Linked DNA regions of Mus musculus: region 2 is linked to region 1. The links are chromatin loops, found by intact Hi-C in ENCODE. Cell type or tissue: left cerebral cortex. All regions are shown on one strand.

Region 1 (8,000 bases):
CTGTAATCCATAATAGCGGTCCTAGCCTGTGTTTCCCCAGGTGAGAAACACTGTGGGCTGAGACGGATGCAGTGATTCTCAGTCTTCTGTTTTACTCAGATGCTGTTGGGGACCATACAGAGTTGAGACCAGTGGTCTGCTGGTCAGCACTTCCCCTATGCGCCTAGTAGGAAGCAGATGGCTGAGCTTGGGACTGGGAAGAATGTAGTCTGGTTCAGAATGAATGCAGATAGTACTGAGGGAAGAGAGCAGACCTTCTCTAGGAGATATAGGCTAGGCACTTTATGAAGAAGGTCTCCACCTGAGGCAATCCTTGATGAAAGAGATGGTCCTTGCTTGTCCAAACTGCTTTATTTATGGTAGGTGTGAATGTATACATCTTACTAAGGATGAACCTTTTGCAGGAAGGGATGCCCAGGAAGGGACACTCTTTGGCTAAACACTTAGGGCCTATCTAGATACCTCATTAGCATGAAGAACTCTAGTTTTTTTTATGCTATGTGACTGGTTTTCATGGTCATCTCACTGGGTGTCATGATTACATGTTCCAGAACAGGTAGAGCCTGGCCAGGAGCAGGTTCCAACACATGATGTTTTTAAATTTAAAACCCCAGGGTTTTTGAACCTGTTTCAACCTTACCAGTCACTTGCATCACAGTCTTTTATTTGTATGTCATTTCAATCATCCATTCCAGGTTCCTTTTTGATTATCCCATGAATCAGCATTTTATGGACCTTAGCTGTAAAATGATTCTTAGGAAAGTCAGCAAGTAGATTTTTAACATGGAAAATTAATCCAGAGATCTGCCTGCCTTTTCAGCAACAGACAATAAGCAAGCTAGGTGGAATCCTGTCCTGAAATTACCATTCCGACCATGCCTGGACCTAAAAGTCACTCTGTCCAAGGTTGATCTTGAACTCAGGAATCTGCCTATCTCTGTGTCTTGATGACAAGCTGCCTTATTAGTGCAACTGTCTTTGTTCTTTTAGGTCTGTGAAGCCACTCATAACATTCATATTGCATCCTTATATTTTTCATAGTTATGAAATTATATAATTTTGAACTTATGTTTTCAGAGTTCTTTCCTACAGCCTTATGGGCTGTCCTAGAGGTTACAGCATTTACCATTTTTGCTAAGGACACAGACGCATTCTTGTCTTCTGGACTTATGCTGCTTCTAATTATCATGGAATCACTAAGCTTGGCAGGGAGAACATTCCCAGATACCTTGGCAGGAGGAATATTTCCTGAAGGAGGAACATAAAGTAAATTATGTACATTATTATACAAAGAAAGCCTCACTTCTAGCAACTGTCAACACCCATGAAGCCCCAAGTATACTAGCTCTGCTCCAGGTGTGGTAACTATGTCATACCATCCCTTCCACAACAGCCTTGCAGGACTCTGCAAGGAGGTAACAGATCATGTGAAATCAGGCACCTTTGTGGGGTCAGTTCTTTCTTTCCACATTAATTGTGGTTCTTGCATCAAACTTGAATCACCAGGCTTACACAGCAAGCACCTTTACCCACTAAGCAGTCTCATTGGCCCCCAGTGTGCTCATGGTAGAAAACGCTTATCTGTATGTTTATATGTGTTTGCATGCCTGTATGTGTACTATGTGCCTACCTAGTGCCTGTGGATGTCAGAAAAGAGTGTGAGATCCCCTGGATTGCAGTTTCAAGTGCTTTGAGTCACCACACGGGTGCTAAAAACAACCCCAGATCCTCTGCAAGAGCAGTCAGTGTTCTTAACTACTGACCTTCTCTCCAGTCCCCTCCTCTGCTGTATGTTCTTTATTATAATTTTTATATCAGTCTGGTCTAGTAAATACTTTTTCTGTTCTGCCTGACCTCTTTTCCTTAGCTTCTTTTCTCTCTGCTACTTGTGGTGGGCTAAGAGGCTGGTATGGGCCAGAGAGATGGCTCATTGGTTAAGAGCACTGGGTGCTCTTCCAAAGAACCTTATTTAAATTCCTAGCAATCATGTTGTTGACCACAACTGTCTGTAACTCCAGTCTCAGGGGATCTAATACCCTCTCCTGAGGCCTCTGAGGGCACCATGCATGTGGTACATAGACATATATGAAGACAAAACACCCATACACATAGAATAAAATTTAAGAGGCTGGCAGGTAACAGAAGCCCCTGGATATGGTGGCTCTCCATTAATAACAAAGGTTTTTTGTTTGTGATTCTGGAACTTTGTCACCAGAAAAATACATGCTAAGGAGTTAAGCCCTTGTAGAAAATCTTACCTTCCTTTAGAAACTGATAAATTCTACCCATGACTGGAGCAAGGTAAAGGGAAGATGCCCAGTTATATGGGCTGAAGGGGAAAGTGGTTACTTTTCTTCCTTTTTGAAGCCCCACTAGAAACATTGAAGATCTGGCCTTGGTAGCATGTCCAGGATGCATCTGCACAGATGCATTTTTCTCTCCTGCTCACTCTAGTTTTCTATTCAGAATTTGTGTGACTTTCCAGAGTGAGAGCAAGCAAAACACAAGACATGGTGTTTGTGCCTGGGATTCCCTTACAGATACACTTCCGAATCCCATAGATCTGAACATGGCCAGGTTTTGCTTTCCCCAGAACAAAGGGGTCTTATCCCCCACCCTACATCAGTTTTTATTTGAAAGGTTTCCCCTCCAGGTTAGTCTGGCTTGACCAACTAGGTGGGTTTGGCTAGCCAGGAAGGCTTCCAGACTAAAGTACATGTAAGGCAGGGAAGATCAATAACAGAGGTGGAACAATGAATCTTAGGCAGGATTCGCTTGATGGTTTTGTGCTCTCTATCTCCTCTGACTCCTGGAATGTACTCCTATGGCTTTAAATCTGATGTTCAGATTCTCAAAAAGAAAAGACACATTTTTTTTTGTTTGTAATAGATTTTGTTCTTAAACCCACTCCAGATCAAGATAGCCTGTTAGTTCATGTCACAAGCTATAATTTTACCCTACAATTAGACTTCTTTGTCATAATTTAGGAAAGGACTCAAATTCCTCATATCAAAGCTTCATGGCCTTTCACAGGACTTCTCACCCCTAGGTGTGAAAGACTCTCTAGGTGCCCCACTAGACTCTCTTTACACACCACGAGATGCCCTATTATTGATGTTCCTGACATGGTCCATCTCTGCTTAGCCTCTGGTCTAGCTTCCTGCACCCAATACCTGTGCCTCTCCCTGCTTCATTTTTGTTCTCTCTTCCTCTTCCCTCCCAACATTCCCTCAGCACACAGATATGCACTCTCCTTCACCATGCATGCCTGGACAATGCCATGCTCCTGCCTTGATGATACTGGACCAAATCTCTGAATCTGTAAGCCAGCCCCCATTAAACGTTGTCCTTATAAGAGTTGCCTTGGGGGACTGGCGAGATGGCTCAGCAGTTAAGAGTGCCAACTGCTCTTCCGAAGGTCCTGAGTTCAAATCCCAGCAACCACATGGTGGCTCACAACCATCCATAATTAAATCTGATGCCCTCTTCTGGAGTGTCTGAAGACAGCTACAGTGTACTTACATATAAGAAATAAATAAATCTTAAAAACAAACAAACAAACCGAGTTGCCTTGGTCATGGTGTCTATTCACAGAGTAAAGCCCTAACTAAGACAGGGACATCATCTGAGTACACATCTTCTTCTCCATGTCTAACTTGCCCATAATATAATCCACACAAGGGTCACTTAGCCAGCATCTTTCCACTTTCATTAAAGATTCATAAGAACTCATTCTGGCATTTTACCTAATCTGGCACTGTTAAGAGTGCCGTCCTTATTACCTCCTCCATGTTGTGTATCTGTCTTTAGCCTGAGCTGATGAGGCTACACTTAATATGGCCTGGCCAGGCTCTGTCCCATGCCTCACTCAGACTCCTGTTCATTACACTGATAAAAGTAATGACGGGAAAAATGACTTACCAAAACTATCAGATGGAAAGGGCTAAAGTGATGGGAAAGACACAGTGAGCTTCTGGAAACAGTACTCTCTAGGCTGGCTCAAACCAAGATCACATATATTCTAGACTGTGAGAGTTTGGAAAATCCTAGCTGTACATGTTTAAAGACAAGCCTCTCCAGCTAGTAAGCAAAAACTTCAAAGATTAAATGAAGTGCTCCTTCTAACCCCAGGGTACTTTCACTACTTTATTAGACATGGCCTCAAGGTACTTAAAACAGGGATGAAACCTCAAGAGTCAGAATGGGTAAATTGGAGAGAAGGAAAAGAGAAAAGACCAGGACAGTTCAGAAAGAGAAAAAGGTCAGGATCCTTGCCTAATTCCATGCCATCTCAGGAAAACCTAGCGCTCCATCTAGTGGCTGTCTAGTTCACTGAACCAGAGCCATGCTAGCTTTGAATCAAAGGTATCTTAAAGTAGCCAAGATATTCCCAAATCCACTGGGTTCGATGCCCCCATCCAAGAACCATATCCAGTCCGTTAAAGTGGGAACATACTGGAAGAGAATATCCCCTCTCCCAATTTCCATCCAAGGACCTCATGCTCACTTCTTTTTTGAAAAAAAAAGAACAAGTGCTCCCAACTTTGTTCCTGGACTGTGAAATGCTCCAGAGGGAAAGAGGCCCCTCTGCTTTGAGAATTGATGGGTCCCGGGTGCTATACAGTCTCTTGCATTTTCCATCTCTATGAATGAGCACCTACCGACTCTCAGAATAGCAGGGATCACAATTATATTTCATATCAATATGGGAGTGATTTTTCTGCCCTGACCACTTCTTGTTAGAACTTCTGAACCCTGGTCCTTCTCATTGCTATCAATAGCAAGTCCCAATAAGTTCAATTTACACCCTCCTTTTTTATTTTGAAGTTTTAAAAAAAAATATTTTATTTGTGTGACAGTTTTGCCAATGTATACATGCCTAGTGTCAGAAGAGGTCAGAAGAGTGCACTGGGTCCCCTGGAACTGGACTTATTGAGGGTTGTGTGCTGACAGTTGAGCTTAGGACCTCTGGAAGAAGCAGCAAGCACTCTTAACCACAGAGCCATCACGTTAGCCCACAGCCTCCTTAATATGTATACTAGATGAATATTTTTAGTCATTCTTTTTTTACCCTACCTAAATGGGTGTTGCCTTCCCTTCCTAGGCGGGGCATGATGTTTAAACATCAGACTTGCTGAGGCTTTTTTTAGACTCTGGAGGTTTTTTGTTTTTGTTTTCCAAGACAAAGTTTCTCTGTGTAGCCTAGCTGTACTGAAACTTGCTCTGTAGACCAGGCTGACCTCAAACTCAGAGATTCATCTTCCTCTGCCATCAGAGTGCTGGGCTTAAAGTGTATATGCCACTGGACCAGCTAACTCCACAGGCTTTTATGGTATTTCTGATACAAAATTTTCTGTCCTATAAAGGCCTGTAGCTGTCTTAGAGACTCAAATGCACTCTCTCTCTCTCTCTCATAGGCACTTAAATTACCTAACATGCCCCCCACTCTGCCAAACCTGGAATACATATCTTGCTAGGAATTCCACTAATGGTTACAATTGTCCTTAAAGACACTCTTCAATGGTCCTGAAAGACATAAAAGCTAATAGCCTATCATTGAGAAATTCATGGCTATGAACAATCTGTGCAGCAAAACTATTTTGGCAGTAAAGAAATGAGATGGACCCTACAGACTAGTCCAAGTTCTGAAGGTCAGGAATGAGGCTGTGTCTCAATTCACTCTATAGTTCCTGAAATTGTTTGTATTGTCAAGTTGAGAGGAGATAGGATCATCTAGGAGACAACCTCTGTGCATGCCTCTGGAGGAGTTTGTATACAAGGTAATTGAGGAATGAGATTCCACACTAAGTGTGGGTTGCAGTACTCCATGAATGGGTCTTTGGTTGAGTAAAAAGGAGAATGCTAGCTAGGGCCATTACTCAACTCTGCGATAAAGACTTCTTAGACTATTCCTGATCAAAGGCCATTTACCTAGAGTTATGACCTCATCTTTACCCACTTAGCCTAACATGACTATTTTTGTCATAGCAGACAGAATTTCTTCTCATTTGCAGTATTTTTAGTATTATATTTCTGTGATGGTGCCCCATAGTCTCAAGCATTTGGATACTCAGTTGGTGTTGTTGTTTGTGGAGGTTTAGAAGGTATGGCCTTGCTGAGGGAAGTACGTTACTGGAGGTGAGCTTCAAGAACTTAAAATTTCCGTATCCCCAGCAGCTAGGAGTCTCAGCTAGGGTCACCCACATAGACTACTGGGAACAGGTCTCAAGCTTGTTCCAGAAATGCTTCCTATCTGTTTCTGTTTTCTCTTTTAGCCCTCTCCAACTCCTATACCCCACCCCTGCTCTCTCCACACCTGATTTCCATCCCGGTTCCACTTCCCCGATTCCACCCAGCTCCTTACTTCCACACACCTCTAATATCTATTTTATATCTCCTTTTGAGTGGAATTCAACCATCCTCCCTTGGACCCTCCCTGATATTTAGCTTCTTTAGGTCTGTGGATTGTAGCATGTTATCCTGTACTTTATAGGTAATATCCATTTATTTATTTTTTATTTTTTATTAGGTATTTTCCTCGTTTATTTTTTCAATGCTATCCCAAAAGTCCGCCATACCCACCCCCGCCAATCCCCTACCCACCCACTCCCCCTTTTTGGCCCTGGGGTTCCCCTGTACTGGGGCATATAAAGTTTGCAAGTCCAATGGGCCTCTCTTTGCAGTGATGGCCGACTAGGCCATCTTTTGATACATATGCGGCTAGAGTCAAGAGCTCCGGGGTACTGGTTAGTTCATATTGTTGTTCCACCTATAGGGTTGCAGTTCCCTTTAGCTCCTTGGGTACGTTCTCTAGCTCCTCCATTGGGGGCCGTGTGACCCATCCAATAGCTGACTGTGATCATCCACTTCTGTGTTTGCTAGGCACCGGCATAGTCTCACAAGAGACAGCTATTTCTAGGTCCTTTCAGCAAAATCTTGCTAGTGTGTGCAATGGTGTCAGCATTTGGAAGCTGATTATGGGATGGATCCCTGCATATGGCAATCACTAAATGGTCCATCCTTTCGTCACAGCTCCAAATTTTGTCTCTGTAACTCCTTCCATGGGTGTTTTGTTCCCATTTCTAAGAAGGGGCTAGTGTCCACACTTTGGTCTTCATTCTTCTTGAATTTCATGCGGTTAGCAAATTGTATCTTATATCTTGGGAATACTAAGTTTCTGGGCTAATATCCACTTATCAGTGAGTACATATTGTGCGAGTTCCTTTGTGATTGGGTTACCTCACTCAGGATGATGCCCTCCAGGTCCATCCATTTGCCTACGAATTTCATAAATTCATTTTTTTAATAGCTGAGTAGTATTCCATTGTGTAAATGTACCACATTTTCTGTATCCATTCCTCTGTTGAGGGGCATCTGGGTTCTTTCCAGCTTCTGGCTATTATAAATAAGGCTGCTATGAACATAGTGGAGCATGTGTCCTTCTTACCGGTTGGGACATCTTCTGGATATATGCCCAGGAGAGGTATTGCGGGATCCTCTGGTAGTACTATGTCCAATTTTCTGAGGAACCGCCAGACTGATTTCCAGAGTGGTTGTATAAGCTTGCAATCCCACCAACAATGGAGGAGTGTTCCTCTTTCTCCACATCCTCACCAGCATGTGCTGTCACCTGAATTTTTTATCTTAGCCATTCTGACTGGAGTGAAGTGGAATCTCAGGGTTGTTTTGATTTGCATTTCTCTGATGATTAAGGATGTTGAACATTTTTTCAGGTGTTTCTCAGCCTTTCGGTATTACTCGGGTGAGAATTCTTTGTTCAGCTCTGAGCCCCATTTTTTAATGGGGTTATTTGATTTTCTGGAGTCTACCTTCTTGTGTTCTTTATATATATTGGATATTAGTCCCCTATCTGATTTAAGATAGGTAAAGATCGTTTCCCAATCTGTTGGTGGCCTTTTTGTATTATTGACGGTGTCTTTTGCCTTGCAGAAACTTTGGAGTTTCATTAGGTCCCATTTGTCAATTCTCGATCTTACAGC
Region 2 (8,000 bases), 240 kb before region 1:
GAGTTTAAAATAAAAGAGATTTTAAAGGGGCTGGAGAGATGGCTCTATGTTTAAGAGCACTGTTTGATCTTCCAGAGGACCTGGGTTTGCACCCATATGGTAGTAGTTCATGACCATATTTAATTCCAGTTCTAGGGGATCCTACCCTCTTTTGGTCTCCAAAGGTGGTACAAACACACACAGGCAAAAAGATTAAACAACAACAACAACAACAAAAAGGTTAAGGGGGCTGGAGAGATGGCTCAGTGGTTAAGAGCACTGGATTTTCTTCTAGAGGACCTGGGTTCAATTCCCAGCACCCACAGGGCAGTTCACAAGTGTCTGTAACTCCAGTTCCAGAGGATCTGGAACCCTTGCACAGACATGCAGGCAGAAAACCAATGCACATAAAAAAATGTTTGTTTGTTTTCGAGACAGGGTTTCTCTGTGTAGCTCTGGCTGTCCTGGAACTCACTTTGTAGACCAGGCTGGCCTTGAACTCAGAAATCCACCTGCCTCTGCCTCCCAAGTGCTGGGATTAAAGGCATACGCCACCACCGCCGGGCAATAAATCATTTTTAAAAAAAGGTTAAACTAAAAAGTTTTAAAATTTTGAAATCCTGAGTTCAGAGTGAAACTGTAAACACAACTCTGACTTACTCTTTTGTAGTTTCTTCCAATACTGAGTAAATCATAGGCTGGAACAAATCCCTGTTTTCCAGTCTGCCCTCCTTCTTCTACTGCACAGGCAGAGAAAGCTCCTGGCTAATGTGGTGTGTTTATGGTAACTCACCCAAGAGTGTCTGCTTAGGGGCTCAGTTTTTGACCATGTATGGACACTATCCCAGCTCCTAGCTAGCACGGCATCATTCCTTGCCAAAACTCTGTGAAACCCTCTTAAGACCAGATGAGTGACTTCACTGACTTCCACATGTGAGATTGATGAGCCCGCCCAAAAGCTGCCTCCTAGTAAACCTGCCTTTATCTACATGTAATATGTTCTAATCTGGCTCTATTTGTGTCACCGAGGGAGAGAAAAAGCATACCATCTGTGTCTTAAGAGGGGTTCTTTTTCAGATCTTCACTCCCAAATAAATACAATTAATTTATATTAAACATCTCTGAGTGTATCAGTGTTTCATGTTGCATGTGAGCCTTAATTTCAAAGTTTAAGTGAAATACTAATGTGGAATTTGAACCTTATTCAAAGTAAGTGGTCCCACCATGGTTGCAAATTCCAGGCCATAAGTATCATAACGACCACTGTAATTCGTCGCAGTACTGTTTTCTTCCTTTCTTTTCTTTTTTCTTTTTTTTCGAGACAGGGTTTCTCTGTATAGCCCTTGCTGTCCTGGAACTCACTCTGTAGACCAGGCTGGCCTCGAACTCAGAAATCCGCCTGCCTCTGCCTCCCAAGTGCTGGGTTAAAGGAGTGCGCCACCACACCCGCAGTACCGTTTTCTAATATCATAATATGCGGGAGTGATGGCTGGTCTTCCAGAGGACCGAGTTCGGTTCCTAGCACCTACATGACTCACCATCACTCCAGTTCTAGTAAATTGAACACCTTCTTTCAGCCTCCTCAGGCACTGCTCACACGTGGTGCACAACCATGCAAGCCGGTAACTAACGCCCATAACACATAAAATTTAAAAGAACGGAAAGACGGAAGTCACAAGCTACAGTTGTTGAGGCATGAAGCCACATTGCCGCGGCCGAGCAATGGAACCCGGAGCTTTCCGACCCCGGCACTGGAGGCTCAGGTGGTTGGGGGTGTGGCTAAGCGCTCTCGGCGGCCCAAAGATGGGTCAGGCCACAGAGCCATGCCAGGGCGGAGCAAGCAGCCATCACCACGCCCCCGAAGCCGTGGCACTTCCGGTAAGCCTGCCCACGTAGAGGGGAAAATGGCAGGCTCGGAGCTGCGGGCTGAGTTAGAACAGAGGCTCGGCGCCCTCGCCATTCGCACGGAGGTCGTGGAGCATCCCGAGGTGAGACTGCGGCCCCAGGAAGGCAGAGGGTCTTCGGGCGAGTGTTTATTGGGTCCAAGCAGAGGCTTATAAGTTTATTTAAAACTGCGGCAACCGTGAGGAAACTTGTCCTGGGATGACTGACGTGACTTAAAAGCCGGTTGGATAGCTGATACGTTATGTAGATAACTAAGGAACAAGGCACTACATAAGTGGCAACCCTATAGAATCGCCTAGGCTGTATCTGGTACCAAAGGCACAGCAGGCCATTGAGGTGGCTTGGTTTTTTACTTCTTTGGACAGTCGTTACCACTGCAGCACGGCAAGGATCATTTCCCAAATAATTACAAAAAGTATATAACCCCTGAGTCTGGAGAATTGTTTTCGCGGTTAAGAGCACGTACTTCTCTTGCAGATGACACGAATTTATTTCAGCACTCACACTGAGAGCTGTTTAAAACTACAGTTCCTCTTTTGGCCCGCTCCCGCTTGTGCCACAAACAAAAGTACGTACCTTAATTTTAACATGACCTACACTGGAGATGTACAATTTTTGTGGAAACTATTATGAGGGTTGGTAAGGCTTGCACGACACATTTTATGATAGAAAACACCTGTCTTAATATTTACTATTTCCCATTTTTACAAAGGTCACATTCTGTGTACATTCCCAGCCTCCAAATACTTTAAGGCCCTGGAGTACTGGTACTTGTAACATTAAAAAAATGTTCTTTATGTACTAACCTGGGGTCTTATGTTCTTCATCGATGCCCTTGTAGTGAATGTCTGGGACTCTGGAGATAAATATTAAGGACTGTCATCAAATTTTACGCCAAAGTTCAAAAGTTATAAGCGTCTCAGGCACCTGATGGCTTTGTTAGCCACTGGGATAGAAAACTGGCCCAACAAAAACTGAGGTCTTGAGGTCTGCAACTGTGATGATTAAGGCTCCCCCTGAACCCCAACCAGGATTTTGCTGCACTCTTGAATTCTTGATCTCGGCCTCAGCTCTAAGTACCAGTACTCCAGGTACCAGGCCTTTAAAGTATTTGGAGGCTGAGGTTTTTAGTTCAGAGATATTGTGCCTGCCTAGCAAGCATAGCACTCTGGGTCCTATCCTCAGCACCAAAAGGCCCAACCCCTATCAAAACATTTATAACGAATACCAGTTAAATTCAGAGCATCCACCATGAAAAATATGTACAACCGTGGATATGTATGTGTGCAATTTACAGTGTTTTTTCTTTTGCATATTTTGCAGGTGTTTACAATTGAAGAAATGATGCCTCATATTCAACATCTGAAAGGAGCACATAGTAAGAACTTATTTCTTAAAGACAAAAAGAAGAAAAACTATTGGTTAGTCACAGTTCTTCATGATAGACAAATCAATTTAAATGATCTTGGCAAGCAGTTAGGAGTTGGGAGTGGAAATCTTCGGTTTGCTGATGAAACAGCCATGCTAGAAAAACTGAAAGTTGGTCAAGGCTGTGCCACACCTTTGTCACTCTTCTGCGATGATGGAGATGTTAAATTTGTCTTGGATTCAGCTTTTCTGGAAGGTGGACATGAGAAAGTGTACTTTCACCCAATGACTAATGCTGCAACAATGGGGTTAAGTCCTGAAGACTTTCTCATATTTGTGAAGGCTACAGGACATGATCCCATAATTCTAAACTTTGATTAAAAAATGATTGGGAGGGCTGGAGAGATGGCTCAGCGGTTAAGAGCACTGACTGCACTTGCAGAGATCCTGAGTTCAATTCCCAGCAACCACATGGTGGCTCACAACCATCTGTAACGGATCTGATGCCCTCTTCTGGTGTGTCTGAAGATAGCTACAGTATACTCCTATACAATAAATAAATAAATAAATAAATCTTAAAAAAAAAAAAAGATTGGGAGCCAGGTGTGGTGGCATATGCTATTTGCCTAGCACTTTAGGCAGAGCAGGCTGATCTCTGAGTTCTAGGCCAGCTAACATCTAATAGTCAGCTGCTATGTCAAACAAAAGTCAATTTGGTTAATATTCATAATAAACTCATTCTGACAGCTGTTTTTATTTCTTGTGTCTTTAATTTGGAGACTATTATTTACCTTAAAGATATTTATGTGTATGAGCATTTTGTCTGCATGTAATGGTACAGTCAGGTACCATTACAACTGGCTTATTAAATTCAATGTAGAAAAACTAGAAGTAGAAAATTGTTTCCACTAAAGTATTAAATTTATATCTTAAAACTCGGCTGCAAAATATAGCATCAGAACTGGTTCAGATGACAGAGAGGCAGTTCCCTTTGTCCTCTACCCTAACTTACTATCCTATTTTATGATAAATTTATTCATCTTTGTTATGGTGAGTCCTGGTTGGGAACTTGATTTGATCCAGAACAAAATACTCCCCTGAGCAGATCTGTGAGGACATTTCTAGGCAGGACTAAATGAGGAAGACTCCACAGTGGGCAGAATTTTGACAGCAGCTTGGATGAAGTTCCAGGAAAGAGCTGTGTTGCTTTTGTGCCTTCATTGCTTCTTGCTGGTGAGTCCTACTGCTGCTACTACCATCCTTTATTGACACATGCCCACACAGCCTGAAGACCAGAGGCTCTTCAAGAATCCTCCAGGCACACTGAACCTACTAGGTTCTCAGAATCTCCAACATGTAAAAGAGACATTGTTCCAAATACCCTAGGTTATATTCCTTTAGAAAATGTTAATATAATTTCCTTTCAATTATGGCAGCTGAAGTATTAAATCTAGGAACAATTTAGTCAACTCTTTATTCATTGAGGATCTGACATAGGCTAGAATATAGAAATTGCTCTTGCCATTATCTCCATTCCAGTTAACTAGGATATTTCTAAAAGAACTGTATTTTCCTGTTCAAGCTTTGAGAAATACTTTTCATCTAGTAGAGAAACTAATTTGTACCAACTTGTGTTACTGAAAGGCAAAATGAAACTAATGATTGCCTTTGCCCCAGAGGTTCCATGCTTGTTTTACCTGCTCTGCACTCAATCTCTAACATAAACAAGTAGTTCTAAGTTCTTATGAACATAAAACGAAGGACCTGAATCAGAATTTGTAGACCTTGGATATCATGTTGATAGTGAAAACAGGCTCCAGAAGAATGATATGGTAAGATGCCTCGAGTTACTAAGTAAAAATAAAAGACTGAATGAATTTTTTGGGGTTTATTTTTGTTTTGCCTACATGTAGATCTGTAACCTGTGTCCATTGCCCATGGAGGCCAGGAGAAGGCACTAGCTACCCTGGAGCTAGAGGTTACAGACAGTCATGAACTGCAGCATGGACAGTGCTGGAGATGGAACCTGGCTCCTCTGAAAGAGCAGCCAGTGCTGAACCACCGAACCAATACTCCAGCCCCACAAAGACAACAATTTTTGCAGCCTATCACATTCTTAGGAGTTTTAATTCCCGAAGTTCCAGTAACCTGTGGTTAAATGAACCAAAATTATTACATGAGAAATTCCAAAATTCATAAGCTTTAAACGACATGCCTGTTTCAGTAGCAGGAGATGTTATCACTGAATGACTGTCTGGCATATCCATAGCATATATTCTACCTACCTGTTGGTCACTTAGTCCCCGTGGTTACCAAACTTGTGGCAGTGAATGTGGTGTCTCAGCACTGGTGTTCAGACAACCCCTATCGACTAGCTTAATATATTTCCTCTATCACTGCACTCAGTTCATCACCTAGTTATTTTATCTCACATCACAAGAAGAATGCATAGAGCACAAGAAGAAGTACTGAGAAAGGAGCTGGGACTACAGCTAAGTAAAGTGCCAGCGTACCACGCTTAAGGCCCTGAGTAAAATCTCCAGTAGTACCCCCTTCCTACCACCCCCGAAACAACAAACTATTGTTATAGTTCTATTTTATTATTAGCTACCATTGTTATTATCACTGTATCTACTTTATAATTTAAGCTTTCTCTTAGTAAACATACTTAAACTTATTTTAGGATTGACAGAACTGACTCTCTACCCAAACATCTTAATGACCAAAATGATTAGGATAAAGTCTATGAAGCCCCAAAACAGTTCTCCAGGGAAAAAGTAACACTTGGCCAACATACAATTTTAAAATGACTGTAACAATTTGTTAAAAAATTACCTTTTGTTTTTATTTCTTTTTATATCAGTTAGTCCAACATAAATACTTTTAAGGAGAATTAAAGAAAAAGAAAGTGACTATAAAAACCATCTCAAACAATGGTATCTTGTCGTGCATGGACTCCTGTGACAGACATCAGGTGCCACCGAGGAAAGTTGTTTTGTTATTCAACTCTACCTCCCTTATTAGCATTAATTTTAAAGGAAATGTTACAGCTTTTTATATTATTTGATTTGGTATTTAATAACAGCTGTGAGTACAATGGCAAACATTGAAAACAAAACTAGTAGAAATAAAAAAGACAATTTAAAATCAGATTTTGTCAGAGGATGTTATAAGTGCAACATTACCCATTAAGCATTCCATTTAAGGCGTTTTCATTGTCCAAATAGCTTAACCTGTATATCAAGATTTATAATTATAAAATGGGCTCTTTTTGTACTATTCATATTCAAGACTCAAAGAAAAAAAATACATCTCAGGACAAATAGCTGAAAAGAAAGACAATTCACTTTTTTTCATAAAAAGTAACTTAAAGTACAAAAGTAATTTAGAATGCATAATTCCCCATCACAATTCCAGATTTGGTACAGTATTGATTTTACTTCCTGACATAAAGTGTTAAGACAGTTCAGGCTGTAGTAATCCATTTGTGAGGTGGTTACAATTCTGTAATGTGCACAGTGATTTTTAAATAGGCTTTTAACATGCCTTGCATGAAAGGTGCTTCACATGAACCTGTCTCGTGAACTCTTTGGTAACCACCAACTCAGAAAACCTTGAACCAAAACATTTCCATGGCCAGCTAGGAGGCATGTTATTAGAGCTCTGGGCAGATGCTGTTATTCTCATTTTTAAAGTGTTCATGGAGGTTTAGGAATAGCACCAGATAGTTGGGTGTAGGCTTGGTTAGAAAAATGGTTTGGATTAATTTCCATTTGGCTTAGATTCCTACAAAGTCTGCTTCTGAAGTAGATTTCAAAGAAAAAAAAATCATGGAGTTATCGGCTAGTCCTTTGTTGAATTGCTATGAGGAAGGCAATTAATATAATTGAGAATAATGCACTAGTCTCATTGTATTCTCTTAGTTTTCTCTTTTTTTCTCCTCAGGGTTGGCCTACTCCAAGTTAATACATTACAGTATTTCTAGCTGATGTGCTGATTACCTCAGCAGGTTCAAACTGCTTTACCCTCATTAGGTCACCTCACACTCATTCATTAACTGTCCTGGGATGTGTGCTAATTGTGCAAATTGGATGCTAGTTAATATAAACCTAACTTATTCTCTTATATATTAAGCTAAAACATAATTCTACACTCATTTTCAACTTCTCAACCAACAGTGAATTTACAGTTTTTTTTTTTTTTTTTACATGCAACTGTCTCTAGACTTCCATGATACCCATTTACCAATTTGAGACTTGAATCTAAGGAGTCACAAAGAAGATTTCAAAGTCTAGAGAATAGATTTTTAGTATGTGTATCGTGTTTCAGTAAACCCTTAGTATTTACATTTAAATAGCACCTTTCATTCAAGAGTTTTAAAGTAATTTAATTTTATAGCATTATTTTCTGGCAGCACTGAGTTAAATAAATCCAAGTTCTCTAACTTTCAATTTCTGAACAACTAAATGTTTTTTGTCGTTTTTATTGACGGTCTTTCCAATGGTTGCTATAAACACAACCTGCTAGTGACTATTACAGAGAGTGGGGGCGAGAGAGAAACAAAAAGAGGAGGATGGGGGTGCAAAGAAAAGAGATTTCTGTCACGGCTACTGGGTTATGATGATACACAGTTTGTAAAGCACACATTAGGGAATGCATAATTATTCCAAAAAATTCTCTAGAGCTGGTAATAAGAGCTTAAGAAGTATACTGTTAAAATAAAAATAGTACTTTTTTTTTCATTTCAA

The links. Peaks named below come from ENCODE experiments on the same cell type or tissue, not always from the same donor. Only the 100,000 strongest peaks of a DNase experiment are listed, where the experiment ranks them.
Region 2: it touches region 1 in a loop (2.7-fold over the local background); 13 of 42 quality-filtered maps call a loop at or near these places.

The regions. Positions count from the first base shown.
Region 1 is chr11:29,264,367-29,272,366 of GRCm38, reverse strand. No RefSeq gene overlaps it. Among named protein-coding and RNA genes, the nearest start is that of Cfap36, 21 kb to the right of the region's middle. In left cerebral cortex, a CTCF peak has its summit at 4,321 (motif pointing left); a DNase peak (open chromatin) is centred at 4,314.
Region 2 is chr11:29,508,884-29,516,883 of GRCm38, reverse strand. Prorsd1 (prolyl-tRNA synthetase domain containing 1) reads left to right here and starts at 1,851. Exons shown (of 2, transcript NM_026465.3): 1 at 1,851-1,967; 2 at 3,208-5,127. The coding sequence starts at 1,884. The coding sequence ends at 3,633. It also overlaps a transcript of Ccdc88a not described here. In left cerebral cortex, a CTCF peak has its summit at 3,764 (motif pointing left); a DNase peak (open chromatin) is centred at 1,819; H3K4me3 peaks cover 1,030 bases; H3K27ac peaks cover 326 bases.